2 separate regions of the Homo sapiens genome follow, and region 2 is linked to region 1. Evidence: read pairs that join two places in POLR2A ChIA-PET (ENCODE). Cell type or tissue: PC-9. All regions are shown on one strand. Links, peaks and the distances in the headings refer to the core of each region. The heading gives the core; the rest is flanking DNA.

Region 1 (8,569 bases), core at 1,976-6,975:
ACAGAGTTTTGCTCTTGTTGCCCAGGCTGGAGTGCAATGGCGGGATCTTGGCTCACTGCAACCTCTGCCTTCCAGGTTCAAGCAGTTCTGCCTCAGCTTCCTGAGTAGCTGAGATTACAGGCATGAGCCACCACCCCCAGCTAATTTGTGATTTCGCTTTCTGCAGTTTCAGTTACTCATTGTTGGGGCTCAGAAACCAATACCCCGAAATATAGTGGTGTGACATTCTGAACTGAAGAAGCCTTAAGGTCTCTCCGACCAGACTCCCACAGGCCCCCCAACCCTTTGTCTCTTCCAAAGCATACAGTGAAGTTGTTCTCTGAAGTTCCTCATCTGCCTTAAGTCTGGACCCACCAAAGAAGAAAACAATGACCACTGGTCCCTTCCCGGAGTTTTCTCTGACTGAACTGCTGTCACAGGAAGAAAGACTGAAGCCTGCTCACATACCTGGACAGATTTTGCAAACCGTTGTCTGCTCTGTGAGCCCAACAGACTTTGTCCCAGGCCACTGTATGTTCTTCAAGCCCACTGAATTCCCCTGAAAATCATTTACTAGCCCCCTGAAATTACCCACACTTCCCCATTGCTCATCTGTACCCCATTTCGTGGTGGGGCAGTCACTCTGATTTCCCCTTGCATGCTAATGAATGTGTATTCCATTTCTATTCTGCTTTCATGAGCTGACTTTTCAGTGAACCTTCAGAGGGTAAAGGGGAAGTTTTCCCTTGGCCCCTGCACCGCAATTGGTAAGGTCCAAAATGTTAAATGGAAAATTCCAGAAATAGCTGGTCGTGATGGCTCCTGCCTGTAATCCCAGCACTTTGGGAGGCCGAGGTAGGTGGATAGCTTGAAGTCAGGAGTTCGAGACCAGCCTGGCCAACATGGTGAAACCCTGTCTGTACTAAAAGTACCAAAATTAGCTGGGCGTGGTGGCGCACGCCTGTAGTCCCTGCTACTTGGGAGGCTGAGGCAGGAGAATCACTTGAACCTGGGAGGCAGAGGTTGCAGTGAGCAGAGATCGCACCACCACTCCAGCCTGGATGACAGAGTAAGACTCCGTCTCAAAAAAAAAAAAAAAAGAAAATTCTAGAAATAAACAATTCATGTTTTAAATAACTTTCATTACAGTATATTGTTATAATTGTTCCGTTTTCTTACTGGTTATTGTTAGTCTATTACTGTGCCTAATGTATAAACTTCATCATAGGGAGGCACATGTGTACGTGTAGGAAGATACATATGTAGGCTTTGGTACTATCTGGGGTTGCAGGCAGCTGGAAACATCTTGAGTGTATCCTGGTGGATAAGGGGAGTCAACCGTGCTCCTGCAGGGAGGTCAGAAGCAGCCTCACAGGGTGCAGAGCACATGAGGTTTCAAAGGCAAAGAGCACTGCCAGTGCCCATGGCTGGGAAGGGGCTTTCTGGTGATGTTTGTCATTTGAGTCCAGGAACAAGCCCTGAGTGTATGTGAGAGGGGGTTGTAGGGGGGCTGTGGTAGGGGCAGCAGGGACCCCTCTGGGCTCCTCCAGCAGAGGCAGAGGGCCCTGAAACCTGGGGCAGGTTGTCGCTGGGAGCCGGGCATAGGTGCCCTCTCCCTCACCCCCATCACCTGACCAGCCTTGCTCCTCCTTGCTTTCTCTCACAGCCCAGGGGACTCTCGGGCACACCCAGGCCCCAGGTGGCCTCCTCCTGGGTTCATACAGGCCTGCTTAATGTGTACATGTCTGGGCTGGGGAGCAGGAACAGCCCTGACTGGCCTGAGCTGCTTCCAGACCCTTCATGCCTGCCCATGGCAGTGCTTGGGGATGTGGAGACCAGCAGCCCCCTGCTCCGTTCTGCCTCCTCAGTGGATGCCCATGGCCAGACAACAGATACAGCCTGGCTCCGCTGTGTCTGACTGGGCTCCCAGCCTCCTGGGCTGCCCTTGAATCCACTGCAGAGGCTGGATGGGGAGGCGGTGTGGACAGGGCAGTGTCTGAAGTCACATGTGGACGGACTCAAGCTCTGGCTCCAACACCCAGGCCTGAAGGCCTGGGGCAAGGCACTGAGATGCTTTGAGCCCAAACCATCTGAGTATCAAAGGGGAAGCCAGGATCCCCAGGGAACCCTGGTCTGAACAAGCCCGCCCGGCATGCAAGGCTTTAAAACAACCCAGGACACGCTGGCCAGTGGCCTACATGATGGGTGGTTTGCGTCGTGCCCGGCAGGCTTGTTCAGAGTGGGCTGGGCAAACAGCCTTTCATGTAGGCCACTGGCCAGCAAGCCCTGGGTTGTTTTGAAACTTTGGGTTGGGGGCAATCCACTGTAAGCACCTTGGGGTCCATGCAGCCATAGCAGGGCTGGGGAGCCACCTGGGCTTCTGCCCAGTCCTGTGCGTCTCAGCAAAACCTGGATCTACAGCTCCAACCTGAGAGGTTTATTCTGAGGATTAAATAAGGTGAAGTGCTCAGAACAGTGCCCAGTCAACGCCTGTGAGGACCTCAGCAGCTGTTGCTTTTTACTATTTTTCTGTCAAGGTGCGGCTTCGTGCGTCTCTGCTGTTGTGTTTTTGGTGGCAACTGGCAGGCTTCTGGGTGCAGGAGGGGTGCAAGGGGTACCCAGCTCCAGGTCCAGCGGGGAGCATGAGACTGGCTGGGGCCAGGTGGGAGGCGCCGCAGGGTCCACCTTCTGTCTCTCCTGTGGGATGCCCTTCATCCTCACTAGGTTTAGACTTCTCCATCTTTGAAAGTCACCATCTGCCCCAGGGAGGATGTTAGGTGGCCCTGTTCCTCTTGCGACACTGGAGCCCAGAACTCACATGGAGGGAAGACCCAGGAGCCTATCTTCACCTCCTGCTGACAGTGGGTTCCTCAGGGACTCAGAGCAGGCAGGCGGGGGCTACCTTGAGGCTGAGCTAAGCTATCCCCGTGGATGGGACTGTGAGTCCTGTCGAATGTCTTGGGGAGCCGAAGGCAGTGCTGCCTCCTCCATGTTAAAGGCAATGGGTGGGTTGGGGGTGTTCCTGAAGGCTCACGCAGGTCCCATGAATGCCCTGTGTGTGTCCCTATAGGATACCTGGTCCTATCAACAGGCTGAACCCGTTCCTGTTCCTGGGAGGACCTGGGGACCCCTCCTCAAGCTACACAGCACCCAGAGGAAGCATGGCAGGAGTGGGCTCAAGTTTTATTTGGAATCATTTAAAAAAAAAATTCACAGCAGCATAAGTGGGGTCAGAAGGACCAGAGGGTGGGTGGGGCCGAGGGAGGGCAGTGAGGTTGGTGCAGCAGCACAGGTGGACAGGCCAAGGGTGGCCAGGGAGACGAGGGCAGGAGCGTGGGCAGCCGCATGTCACTCAAGGCGGGCACTCCTTGTGCTAGGAGGGGATGGTGTCCAAGGCAGAGGAGCGCTCTTCAGGTCATCCACGCTGGCCTGTAGCCCTCTAGTCTCCCCCACTCTGGGCCTGGGAGAGAGAATGACCTGCACACCCAGCTCCAGGCCCCAGCCTTAATGGGCCACCCTGAGTGGGCTGAGAAAAGTTGTCTTCTGTGCCCCATGCCTGAGGGGTCATCCGTGGGGGGACCTCCCACTCAGGTTCAGGGTTAGCCCTGTACACAGTCCCTGTAGGGGCTGTGGAAGGTCAGGAGGCCCCTCTGGGCCCTGGGAGCCCAGGAGGGAAGCAGTGCGTCTGTGGGGGATGGGGTCCCTACCAAGGAACCCCCCATGGTGCACCCCAGGAGCCCAGCTCCTACCTCCTCTGCCACTTCCTCTTTCTCTTTGGATGCCTCACCCTCCTGTTGGGGGGCAGATGGCCTCAAGTCCTCCTGTAGGGGACAAAAGGGGGCATGAGACCATGTGGAGAATGCAGAGACCCCTAGCTGCCCTGCAACCAGGGCCTTGTCTACCCTGGCCTCAAGGAGGAGCAGAGGCCCCTCGTGGCCTTGTTGTACTTGGAGGGGCTGGAGGTATTGGGGGCGTGCAATTCAGACAATACCCGGGGCTCTGATGATGCCGAGGCCTTCCAGGGGCACCAAGTACCCTGGAGCCCAGCTTCACCCCTCAAGCTGGTCCCCAGTCTCTGGGAAGCCCCTAGTTGGGCTTCACTGATGAGGAACCTGGGTGGGGTAGGGTGGAGTGGGGGTTAGAGTGGGCAGAGGCCCCTGAAGCCCCAGGTCTGACCCCACCCTCAGTAGCCCTACAAGGAAGACTGATTGGGGTTCACATAGGGACTCTGAGGCCAGGGAGGCTTGGCATGCAGCTCAGGGCCTTCGAGCTCAAAGTGGTGGGGTGTGTTGGCATCAGATCAGGCTTGCTTCAGGCCCACTTCAGTCCACAGGAGCATGGCTCCCTCTCTTTGCCTCCTGGACAGGCTCTGGGCTCAGGCTGGTCAGGGCCAGCAGAGGTTACACAGTCCTCTCTCACTTCCCATCTTCTATCTCCTGCACTCCATGCCGGCCAGACACTTGCGTGAGATATCATGACAGCTGGGTGTGTAGGACCACACTGGTGATTGCCCTGCACTCTGGCCTCAGCACCTGCCTCTGGCGGGGGACGGGGGGGAGGCGGGGATACTGTCACCTCTGTGTTGCCCCAGGGCCATCCTGCCCCTTGGCGGAGTGGGGCATAAAAGGGCAGTGCTGTGCTGGCGGGAGTCGGCCAGGCTATCCAGGGGCAGGGCAGGTGGCCACCTGCTGAGTCCTGCTGCCCTAAGGCTGATGATGAGGCCAGGGGTATGAGTGGTCAGATAGTCCCTGCTGAGGCCTTTCACAGTTCACTGGGAGATGAGTCGTGACTGGTTTTGGGGTGTCACCAGGAAATGAGTCTCCCTCGAGGTGGCTCCAAGGGCTCACTAGCCCTGCTCCGGGATTCACAAGGAATGCCCGGGCACCCTCACCCCAGGGCCTCTTTTGCTGGGGGTGAGGAGGGAGGAGCCCCCTGGGGCTCTATGTGTTCTGCCTGGGACACATGATGATGATGATGATGATGGTCACCTTCCTCTGCTGGGTGCTCACATAGACCAGGAGAATTGCTTCATGGAGGTCATGGCCCTGCCTCATCACACAGCCCAGGGAGGCCGACACTCTCACCCCCATCTTGCAGATGAGAACACGGAGGCCCAGAGAGGTTCCTTTGCTTCTCAAGGTCATACGACGAGAAAGGGGAACTAGGAGAGGGAGCGGCTGCCAGCTCCAAGGACATGGAGACCCTGTGCTGGCCCTGGAAGCAGACACCTGGGCATCGCCCCAGAGCCAAGAGGAGTAGGGCAGCCCCCACCCTTCCACCCACCCACTCCTAACGCAGGGATTCTCAGTGCTCAGAGCCTCAGACTCCACCACCTAGGAGGCCTGGAGCAGGTAGGAGAGCTGGACACTGCTCCCCCGCCCCACCCCCAGGTAGGAATCCTAGCCCAGGCCACCACTTACACTGCCACAGGGTCTCTCAGAGTACAGGCTGCTCAGGGGAATTCCAAGCTCACATGAACTAGCCATGGGACCTTGGGCACATTAATCTCTCTGGGCCTTAGTTTCCACACCGTCTCATGGATTTTGTGTCTATTAAATGAACTAATAAGCGTACAATGCGTAAAGCAGAGCTTGCTGTGTCACAGGTGCTGGGACAGCTCACCCAGCCAACACCCGTCCCTGGGGTGCGCCCCACTGCTCCTGTGCTGTCTGCTATTGGGCCGCACACGCATGTGTACATTCACACGCATGTACACCCACACATTCTCACAAATGCACCCACATGCTCACTCAACACACGTGCACACACACACAAAGGCAGCTGCAGAGGGTAGGGTCAGAAGCAGCACTGCTTTCTTACCACTAGGGGACGCTACTTCCCTGAGGCTCCCAGCAGGAGGCAGCTGCCCCGCCCAGCCCAGGGAGGGAGGCTAGGCCCTGGGGGCGGGGCTGGTGCTACTCAGCCCCCGGCCTGGTGACCACTGCCCGGGAGGCTGCCTGTCACCGTGTGGGATCCTGTTTTCACTTATAAAATGGGGTGTCTCCTAAGTGCTGAGAGCCGTCCGGAAGATGTGGTTTTGAGCCTCACTTTCCTTGTCTATGAGATGGGCTCCCAAGTCCCCCGAAGGGGTGGTTGTGGTGATTCCAGACCCGAATGCAGGTCGAACAGCAAGCATGGACCCCACCCCATGCCGGCGCTCAGTGGGTACTGAAACTGAAGCCAGCCGCAGCCCCCCGTGTTGTTTCCTGGGGTGTGGAGTGGAGTGATGCCGCCTCCGCCCAGCAGCCTTTCTGGGCCCAGGAGAGGACTGGGCAGGTCTGAGGGCCGGGGCTCACCTTGCGCACCACCCCGGAGGTGACCGCGATGTTCTCCGCCTCCTCCACGGTCTTGGTGGCCACAGTGTTGACGCTGCTCACCACAGCCTCGCTCACGGCGTTGGCCTGCTCCTTGGTCTTCTCGGCCACTATGGGAGGACACTGGCTGGCCTCCACCCCAGCCCCAGCCCCAAGGCAGGCCTGCTGGAGTCAGGCTCGCAGCCCCTTCCCAGGAGCTCAGAGCCCTGGCCCTGCTGGGACCCTCCCCTGCTCCCTCTGACTCCAGGGCACCTCTGATGCTGGTGGGGGTAAGGAGACGCCCACCCTAGTTTAGCCTCATGGTCTGCAGGGGTCTGTAGGGCTTGGGACCCCAGTTGGGGGTAAGGCAGGACTCTAGGTTTGAGCCCCAGCACTAGGATGCAGGAGCCCCAGGGGTCCTATCCCCCATGTGTCCCCTGGCCCTGGGGCTTCTCACCTGAGGTCACGCTCTGTACAACATTCTCCTTGGTCTTGGCTCCTGGGGAGGAAATGGAGCTGTCAGCCCAGACCTCCCTCGAGGTGTTGGGGGCGGTCAGGACAAACACAACAGAACAGCTGGACAAACTGTGGGGTCGGTGGGGGGGTAAGGATGGTGTCTGGGGGCCGGCGGCCCCTTCAGAGGGCCTCTTCCTGCTGTGTCTGGAAGAAGTGGATGGATGGGAAGGGGACAGGACAGAATGTGGGGGACAAGAGAGAGCAGGCCTGAGGTAGGGACACTGGCTAGACCCAGGGTCCAGCCCCTGCCCGGGTGTGGCCGGGCCTCAGAAGCAGCAACAGGACAGGATGGGCCAGAGCTGAGTCATTGGCTTGACCTCCCCTTCCTCCTCTGGAGAGTGCCAGGAGAGGATGCGGGGGAGGGAACACTGAGCCTAGGTTTCATCCCCCAGCCTGCCCCTTCTCTCTGGGGAGGGAGGGGATCCGTGACCTGGCTGTAGCCGCTCCCGTGTGGAGAGGGTGGGGGCCACCTGAGCACAGGCTGCTCATGGCTTCAGGGGCTCCAGGCTCAGGGGAGGCTGGTATGCTTGGGAATGTGTGTGTGCGTGCACAGACAGGTAGCCAGCCCTGTCTGCGGTCTCTGACACCCAGAGGCCCCGAGGAGGCCAAAGACAAACACACATAGGTGTGCACAGGGCATTGTGGGTGCTCCAGGGTCTGGAGACCCCACCTTGATAGCCAGGGCCTCGCCCCCTCCCAAAATGCCTCCCTGGGGCTGGGGAGTAAGGTCTGGCGAAGGTAACTGGGCACTCACCCTTTGGCCACCACACTGTCCCACCCTGCCATGCCCCACTTACCCACATACATGACCCCCTCCTTGGTCTTCTCAGCTGCTTCCGTCACCCCCTGCTTGGTCTTTTCCACCGCACCCACCACGCCCTCCTTGGCGATGGAGAAGCCCTTCTTGAAGACATCCATGGTGGGTGTGCAGGGTTGTGCTGCTGCAGGCAGGACGGAGCTGGATCTCCCTGCGAGCTGCGGGCTTGAGCTGGCTCGAGTGCTGCCGCAGCGGCTGTCCCCGATGCCTCCTATTGACGCCGATGAAATATTGATGCGGAGGCCAGCTGGAGCCCAGCCAGCCCTGCGTGCAGTGGGGGCGGGGAGGGAGGGAGGGAGGGAAGGAGGTTCAGCCTCACCTTCCTCCAGGATAGGAAGGCAGAGACCAGGCTCCCTGGGCTCCTGCTGGCTCAGCCCAGCTCTCCTGCCCCGTGCCCTCCATGGGCTGGAGGGGGCTGGCCACCTCCCAACCTGTCCCTCATTCATTTACTGCCCTGCCCACCCATGGGGGCAGCCCTGGCTGGGTGCTCTTGGCCCCAGGGGTGCTGTGTCTATGCTGCACCTGGACAGACAGGCACAGAGAGGGGAGGCGCCTTGGCCATTGTCCCCAGCTTCCTAGGTAGGGGTCAGGGCCACATAGGCCTGTTAGGTGAGAGCAGCCAACCTCCCGCGGCCTGGGCTGTGCAGCTACCCACCAGCATCCTGGATGCCGCTGGACCCTGGGCTGCCATGAAACCGGTTGGAGGATCTGAGGTGGGTGGGGGTGGGGAAATGAAGGACTTCCTCATGCCTTGGCCTCTGGCTGCATGCTGTGTGACCCCAGAATAGTCCCTTCCCTTCTTTGAGCCGCCCAGTGCTGAAGGTGCTGAGGAGGCATGAATTGCCCCCCATTTCCTGGCCAGCAGTGTGGATGGGCAGCAGGTCCCCTGAGATGGACCTGACCACTTCCTGTGGCCCCACCTCGAAGTCCACGCTCTTTTCATGGCTCCCAGGGAGCAGGTTCC
Region 2 (8,569 bases), core at 1,491-6,490, 85 kb before region 1:
TTTTTTTTTTTTAACTCTAACACCCTTCAGAAATTTCTAACTACTTTGTAACTGCATGGCTTAACCTGGTGATAAAAGCAGTTATTAAAAGTCTACGTTTTCCAAAACTTACGTTTCTTTTCTGTGTTTTTACATGTGGTAGTTTCTCTTTTCATAAGTTATAATACTGCAATTGGATTTCTGAAATGTTTATAGCGACCACCTGTATAACATTTCCTTCCACTTTATTGTGAGCTGCCCAGATTTTATTCTTGAATTGTTTTTTTTTTTTTTGTTCGGTGCTTTACACGTTCAGAGAAACTTCCCGAGTAACGAACTATAGAAATGATCCCTGAAAGCATAGTCTTTATTCTCGAATTATTTTGTATTTTATTAAATAATATGAACAGCTGTTCTTGAGAAAGAGGCTCTAATGTTGAAAGCTGATAGTGAAGTAACTTTTAGTGCCGTTTTTCACTAAAGGGGATTTAATGTGGAATAATTTAGCCACAGAATGTAACAACTATTGAAGAGAGAATACTAACTGTAATCAGAACTGGATTCTAGACTTGATTCCACCAGTTACTTAACTGCCAGTGTGAAGCCTGGCTTTCATTTGGTCTTTGTCCGTATGTCACAGTTCTGCCTCTGCATGCTCCTGGCATAGGGTCAGTCAGATAAACAGGCCCCCAGTATATGGGCATAGTGAGCCCTTCCCCAGCATGGTGGTGTCTATCTGCACTCTAGGTGGGCTACTAAAATGTGTAAGGGGGAAAGTGATACAAAAACCAGTTCCAGAATGTTAGAATAATGGTGGGGCAGCAGATTTAAGTCATGTGAATGTGGGATAAGTCTTAGTGGTGGCCTTTGACTATATATTGGAAATACTGATTTTTTTTTGGTTGGGGGGTTGGTTTTTGTTTTTTGAGACAGTGTCTTGCTCTGTCACCCAGGCTGGAGTGCGGTGGTGCAATCACGGCTCACTGCATCCTCTACCTCCTGGGATCAAGCAGTTACTCTACCTCAGCCTCCTGAGTAGCTAGGACCACATGTATGGGTACGACACCTGGCTAATTGTTTTTATTTTTTTGTAGACACGAGGTCTCCCTATGTTGCCCAGGCTGGTCTCACACTCCTGGACTCAAGTGATCCTTCCACCTTGGCCTCCCAAAGTACTAGGATTACAGGCATGAGCCACCATGCCTGGCCAATGGTAATTTTTTAAAGATTAATGTTGAGGAGTATTGTTGATAGTAATATTAGAAAACTAAATTGCCTGTGCTAGCTATATAAAGATGAGAGCACTAGTGTCAGTAATTTTGGCTCCTGAAGGTTTTAGTTTTTAAAAATCTGGTCAATTACTCTTTTTACCTTGACAGAAATTTTCTTTTTTTTTTTTTTTTTTTTTTTTTTTTGAGACGGAGTCTCGCTCTGTCCCCAAGGCTGGAGTGCAGTAGCGTGATCTCGGCTCACTGTAACCCCCCGCCCCCTGGGTTCAAGCAATTCTGCTGCCTTAGCCTTCCTAGCAGCTGGGACTACAGATGCGTGCCAGCACGCCCAGCTAATTTTCTCGTATTTTGATTAGAGATGGAGTTTCACCATATTGGCCAGGCTGGTCTCAAACTCCTGACCTCATGATCCACCCACCTTGGCCTCCCAAAGTGCTGGGATTATAGGGGTGAGCCACTGTGCCTGACCTATTTTCAATTATTTTTAAAACTCACACACGATACTCAAGTTACTTGCTTCTGAAATAGCCATAGATGACTTATATAGCACCTGAAGAAGACTTAACTGGTGCTTTATGAGCCTCTACACCAGTGTATTCTAATATCCCTGATTAAGGAGATGAGAAGTAAAGGCATGAATTTTCAGTGCTTTTGGCACCCTAACTAGTAGGATTGGTCATTCCTTTTTTCTATATTTTTTCTCTTTTCCTTTTTTTTTTTTTTTTTACTCCATGACTAGCCAAAGAGCTGATTTACTTTTTTAAAAACGCTTGGCATGGCTGAGCACGGAGGCTCACGCCTGTAATCTCAGCACTTTGGGACGCCCAGGCAGGCGGATCACAAGGTCAGGAGATGGAGACCATCCTGGCTAACATGGTGAAATTCCATCTCTACTAAAAATACAAAAAAATTACCCGGGCGTGGTGGCGGGCGCCTGTAGTCCCAGCTACTTGGGAGGCTGAGGCAGGAGAATGGCGTGAACCCAGGAGGCGGAGCTTGCAGTGAGCCGAGATTGCGCCACTGCACTCCAGCCTGGGCCACAGAGTGAGACTGTCTCAAAAAAAAAGAAAAGCCTGGCATGTTAACTCACAAGCAAATAAATTCCATATTCACTAAACATCCCTGACAGGCTTTCCCAGCCCTGCTGTTTGTTAAGGTAGTCAAAGCATGGCACATGAAGAAAACTACATCTATGGATATTGTACAAAATATTGTTTTTATGATTTTTTAATATTTTTAACAGACTTTTATTGACTTGTGTTTGTATTTTTATCAAACATACTTCATTTATTTATTTATTTTGAGACGAAATCTCACTCTATCACCCAGGCTGGAGTGCAGTGGTGTGATCTTGGCTTACCGCAACCTCCGCCTTCCAGGTTCAAGCGATTCTCCTGCTTCAGCCTCCGGAGTAGCTGGGATTACAGGCATGCGCCACCATGCCCAGCAAATTTTCGTATTATTAGTAGAGACGGGGTTTCACCATGTTGGCCAGGCTGGTCTCGAACTCCTAACTTCGGGTGATCCACCTGCTTCAGCCTCCCAAAGTGTTGGTATTATAGGCATGAGCCACCACGTCCAGCCTCAAACATACTTCAGTTTTTCACCTCAGCACTGTTGACATTTTAGGCTATGTAATTCTCTGCCTTGTAGGATGTTTAGTAATATCCCTGGCCTCTACACATTAGATGTCAGGAAGACCCCCTCAGTTATAACAATGACAAATATATTCAGATTGCCAAATGTCCCCTGTGGAACAAATTCATCCCTTGTTATGAACCGTGATCCAGAGAGCCAAATAGTGATACAAGGTTTATTGTTCACAATAGCTCGTCCCCTCCAATCCAGACACCACCTGCCTCACCATTTTCCACTGCCCCAAGGCAACCACTTTCAGCAGTCTTAAATGTTTCATTTTTATTCTATTTAAAGCCTTTGCTCATTTTTAAATTGGGTTTTGTCCGCATTATTGAGTGGTAAGGGTGCTTTACATATTCCACAGCCAGTTGTGGTAGTATAGGCCTATGGTCCCAGCTACTCAGAAGGCTGAGGCAGGAGGATCACCTGAGCCCAGAAGTTCAACACTAGTCTAGGCAACATAGCAAGACCCTATCTCTAAATGAATTTTTGAAATATATATTCTAGATAATTGACCTTTATCATGCATATACTTTGCAAATATTTCCTCTCAATCTGTTATCTTTGTGCTTTCTTGATAGTCTCCTTTTTAATCTTGAGAAAACATAATTAATTTTTCCTCTGGTTGGTGTGCTTTAGGGTGTATGTAAGAAACCATTGCCTAATCTATAGTCATGCAGATAGATATATCCCTATGGTTTTTTTTTGTTGTTGTTTTTTGTTTTTTTTTTTTTTGAGACGGTCTCGCTCTGTCCTCCAGGCTGGAGTGCAGTGGTGTGATCTGACGGCTCATGGCTAAGTGCAGCCTCTACCTCCTAGGCTCAAGCAATCCTCCCCCTTCAGCCTCCCAAGTAGCTGGGACTATAGGCCCATACCACCACCAAGCACAGCTAATTTCTGTATTTTTGGAGAGACAAGGTCTTGCCATGTTGCCCAGGCCAGTCTTGAACTCCCAGGCTCAAGCAGTCCGCCCACCTTGGCCTCCCAAAGTGCTAGGATTACAGGTGTGAGCCACTGTGCCCTGGCCTAGAAAGATTTTTTTAAGAAATAGTGACCAGGCCAGGTGCAGTGGCTAACATGGTGAAACCCCATCTTTACTAAAAATACCAAAAATTAGCAGGTGGGCAAGGTGGTGGGCGCCTGTAGTCCCAGCTACTGGGGAGGCTGAAGCAGGAGAATGGTGTGAACCCAGGAGGCGGAGCTTGCAGTGAGCCGAGATCCCGCCACTGCACTCCAGCCTGGGCAACAGAGCGAGACTCCGTCTCTAAATAAATAAATAAATAAATAAATAAATAATAAAAATAGTGACCAAAAATATCCCACATTTGATGGGAGTTGTGAATCTACACATTCAAGATGCTCAACAAATTCAAAGCAGGATAAACTAAAAGAGATCCACACTGAGGCACATTATTATCAAATTGTAGAAAGTTAAAGACAGGAAAGCAGCAAGAGGTAAGTGATTCATCCTGTACAAGGGATCTTCAGTAAGATTAACAGTTGCTTATCAGAAATCACGGAGTACAGAAGGCAGTAGGACACTTCTTCCCCTCTCTCCCACTGACAGATGATATATTAAAAGTTCTGACAGCAAAAAGTCAACCAAGAATCCTATATCTTTCAAAAAAAAAAATAACCTCTAAAAATGAAGGAAACTAAGACAGTCCCAGAAAAGTCAAGGGAGTTTATCATTAGTAAACTTGTGTTATAAAGAATGCTAAAGTCTCCCCCATGTTACTCTCAGGGAAGAAAAAAAAAAGAATGCAAAAGTGGAGCTGGGGCCAGGCATGGTGGCTCACGCCTGTAATCTCAGCACTTTGGGAGGCCAAGGCAGGTGGATGGAGTTTGAGAGCAGCCTGGCCAATATGGTGAAACCCCATTTCTACTAAAAATACAAAAAAATTACCTAGGCATGGTGGCGTGCACCTGTAGTCCCAGCTGACTGAGGCTGAGGCACAAGAATCGCTTGAGTCCGGGAGGTGGAAGTTGCAGTGAGCTGAGATGGTGCCACTGCACTCCAGCCTGGACAACAGAGCAAGACTCCATCTCAAAAAAAAAAGGGGGGGTTGGGGGAGCTCAGCATGGGTTCACGCTTGTAATTTCAGCACTTTGGGAGGCTGAAGTGGGATCACCTGAGGCCAGGAGTCCACAAGCAGCCTGGGTGACGTAAGGAGACCCCATCTATACAAAATAAAAATAATTAGCCAGACAGGGTAGCTCAGGCCTGTGGTCCTAGCTATTCAGGAGGCTGAGGCGGGATGATTGCTTGCAGCCAGCAGTTTAAGACTAGCCTGGACAACATAGACCCCATCTCTACAAAATATAAATTTAAAAAATTAACTGGCCATGGTGGTATGCATCTGTAGTTCCAACTACTCATGATGCTCACTTGAGACCAGAAGTTGGAGGTTACAGTGAGCTCTGATCACACCACTGCACTCCAGCCTGGTTGACAGAGCAAGAACCTGTCACTAAACAAAAATAATAAATGAATAAAAATATAAGAGTTCTTGGCCAGGCACAGTGGCTCATGCCTGTAATACCAGCACTTTGGGAGGCTGATGTGGGTAGATCACCTGAGGTCAGGAGTTTGAGGCCAGCCTGGCCAATATGGTGAAACCCTATCTCTACTAAAAATACAAAAATTAGCCATGTGTGATGGCACGTGCCTGTAATCCCAGCTACATGGAAGGCTGAGGCAGGAGAATCACTTGAATGTGGGAGGCAGAGGTTGCAGTGAGTGGAGATTGCACCACTGCACTCCAGCCTGGGCAACAGAGCAAGACTCGGGCTCAAAAAAAAAAGCTAAAGTGAGTCCTTCAGGCTAAAATGAAAGGATACAAGATAGTAACTCAAAGCTATATGAAGAAATAAAGAGCACTGGTAAATGCAACTATGTCGCTAAATATAAAAGCTAGTATTACTGTATTTTGGGTATGCTATTCCTCTTTGTGATTTAAAAAATGCATAAAGGCCGGGCGCGGTGGCTCAAGTCTGTAATCCCAGCACTTTGGGAGGCCGAGGCAGGTGGATCATGATGTCAGGAGATTGAGACCATCCTGGTTAACATGGTGAAACCCTGTCTCTACTAAAAATACAAAAAATTAGCTGGGCATGGTAGCGGGTGCCTGTAATCCCAGCTACTCAGGAGGCTGAGGCAGGAGAATGGCATGAACCCAGGAGGCGGAACTTGCAGTGAGCCGAGATTGCGCCACTGCACTCCAGCCTGGGCGACAGAGCGAGACTCCTTCTCAAAAAAAAAAAAATGCATAAAATAATATGGATCTATGTTAATAGGCACTAATTGTTTAAAGACATAATTTGTTAACTATAGGTAGGGGACAGAGAAAGGAGCAGAGTTAATGTATGCTATTGAAGCTGAGTTGCTATCAGTCTGAACTAGACTTTGAACTCAGCATGTTAAATGAAATCTTCATAGTAGCCACTAAAAAAATAACTTTTAAAATATACAGAAAAGAATTTAAGAAAGGATCAAAATATTACAGGATAAATCATTAACCAAACACAAAAGAAGGTACTGAGGAGCAAAACACTTCATGTAGAAACTAAACAGCATGATGACGTAAGTAAGTTCTTTGGTGTATAGGTTTTTCTGTTTTTCTTTTTTGGGGTTTGTCTGAGACAGAGTCTTGCTCTGTCACTCAGGCTGGAGTGCAGTGTTTCATTCTCAGCTCACTGCAGCCTTTGCCTCCCAAGTTCAAGTGATACTCAGCCTCCTGAGTAGCTGGGATTGCAGGCGCCCACCACCACAGCCAGGTAATTTTTTGTATTTTTAGTAGAGACAGGGTTTCACTACATTGGCCAGGCTACTCTCGAGCTCCTGGCCTCAAGTGGCCCACCTGCCTCGGCCTCCCAAAGTGCCAGGCACAGGCATGAGCCACTGCACCCGGCCTGTTTGGGGTTTTTTTGAGACGGGGTCTAGCTCTGTTGCCCAGGCTGGAGTGCAGTGGCACAATCACGGCTCACTACAACCTTGACCTCCGCAGGCTCAGCTGATCCTCCCACCTCAGCCTCCTGAGTAGCTGGAACCACAGGTGTGCACCACCATGCCCAGCTTATTTTTCTATTTTTTGTAGAGACAGGAGTCTTGCTATGTTGCCCAGACTGGTCTCAAACGCCTGGGCTCAAGCAATCTGCCCACCTCAGCATCCCAAAGTGATAGGATTACAGGCCTGAGTCCAACCATAAGTAAGTTTTTGTTTTTTGTTTTTGAGTCAATCTCTCTGTCCCCCAGGCTGAAGAGCAGTGGTGCGATCATGGCTCACTGCAGCCTCACCTCCAGGCGGGAGCCACCATGCCGGTCAATTAACTTTTTTGTTTCAGTAATCACTTTAAATGTAAATAATCTGACCAATGGAAAGATCGGCAGAATGGATTTTTTTTAAATGATGTAATACACAATCCAAATATGCAACTTACAAAATACTCACTGTAGACCCAAGACACAAATTGTTTCAAAATGAAAAGACGGAAAGAGATAATCCATGCAAATAGTAACCAAAAGAGAGCTGGGGTGGCTATACTAATACCAGACAAAATAGATTTTAAGCCAAAAAATGTTACAGAAAGACATCGTATGTTGGTAAGAGAGTCAAATCACAAGAAGATGTAACAATTATAAATACGTATGAACTGAAAAAGAAAAAAAAAGGGCTCTAAAATGCACAGTCTAACAAAATTGAAGGAAGAAATAGTTTTACAATAACAGAGACTTCAACACAGGCTGGAGTGCAGTGACTCTATCACAGCTCACTGCGACCTCTGCCTCCCAGACTCAAGCGATTCTCCCACCTCAGCCTCCCCAGTAGCTGGAACTATAGGCACACGCCACCACACCCGGCCAATCTGTGTATTTTTTGTGGAGATGGGGTTTCATCATGTTGCCCAGGCTGGTCTCAAATGCCCAAGCTCAAGCAATTCGCCCACCTCAGCCTCCCAAAGTGCTGGGATTACAGGCCTGACCTACTGTGTCCAGTCAATACCCCACCTTCAATAGTAAATAGAACATCTAGACAAAATCAGTAAGGAACTAGAGGAATTGAACAACACACTAAACCAAATAGACCTAACAGACATATGGAAAGATATCCATCTAACAAGAGCAGAATATATATTCCTCTCAAGTGCACATGGAACATTCCCCATGATAAATCATATGTTAGGCCACAAAACAATTCTCAATAAATTTTAAAAGGTCAAAATTATACAAAGGGCCAGGTGTGGTGGCTCACAGCTGTAATCCCAGCACTTTGTGAGGCTGAGACAGGCGGATCACTTGAGCCCAGGAGTTCAAGACCAGCCTGGGCAACATGGTGAAACCCTGTCTCTACCAAAATAAAAAATAAAAAAATTAGCCGGCTGTAGTGGTGGTGAACGCCTGTAGCCCCAGCTACTCAGGAGGCTCAGGCAGGAGGATGGCTTGAGCCTGGAAGGCAGAGGCTGCAGTGACCTGAGATCATACCACTACACTCCAGCCTGCAGGACAGAGCGGGACTTGTCTTAAAAAAAAAAAAAAAAAAAAAAAACAGGCCAGGCTTGGTGGCTCATGCCTGTAATCCCAGCACTTTGGGAGGCCAAGGTGGGTGGATGACCTGTGGTCAGGGGTTCGAAACCAGCCTGGCCAGCATGGCAAAACCCCAACTCTAATAAAAAATACAAAAAATTAGCTGGGAGTGGAGGCAGGCACCTGTAATCCCAGCTAC

The links. Peaks named below come from ENCODE experiments on the same cell type or tissue, not always from the same donor. Only the 100,000 strongest peaks of a DNase experiment are listed, where the experiment ranks them.
Region 2: POLR2A ChIA-PET joins it to region 1 with 13 read pairs; 8 of 35 experiments call an interaction of 5 or more read pairs at or near these places.

The regions. Positions count from the first base shown.
Region 1 is chr10:86,957,835-86,966,403 of GRCh38, reverse strand. SNCG (synuclein gamma) reads right to left here and starts at 7,805. Exons shown (of 5, transcript NM_003087.3): 1 at 7,586-7,805; 2 at 6,730-6,771; 3 at 6,276-6,403; 4 at 3,729-3,800; 5 at 3,146-3,439. The coding sequence starts at 7,706. The coding sequence ends at 3,419. It overlaps ADIRF-AS1 (ADIRF antisense RNA 1), which reads left to right. Exons shown (of 2, transcript NR_170185.1): 2 at 76-1,117. RefSeq lists enhancers at 246-565, 636-695, 3,915-4,514, 5,115-5,715, 6,916-7,515. In PC-9, for the core only: a CTCF peak has its summit at 5,784 (motif pointing right); DNase peaks (open chromatin) are centred at 4,733, 5,833 and 6,353; H3K4me3 peaks cover 2,067 bases; H3K27ac peaks cover 3,117 bases.
Region 2 is chr10:87,042,024-87,050,592 of GRCh38, reverse strand. It overlaps GLUD1 (glutamate dehydrogenase 1), which reads left to right. Exons shown (of 13, transcript NM_005271.5): 13 at 1-391. Among named protein-coding and RNA genes, the nearest start is that of FAM25A, 26 kb to the right of the region's middle. In PC-9, for the core only: no CTCF peak of the experiment used is centred there; no DNase peak of the experiment used is centred there.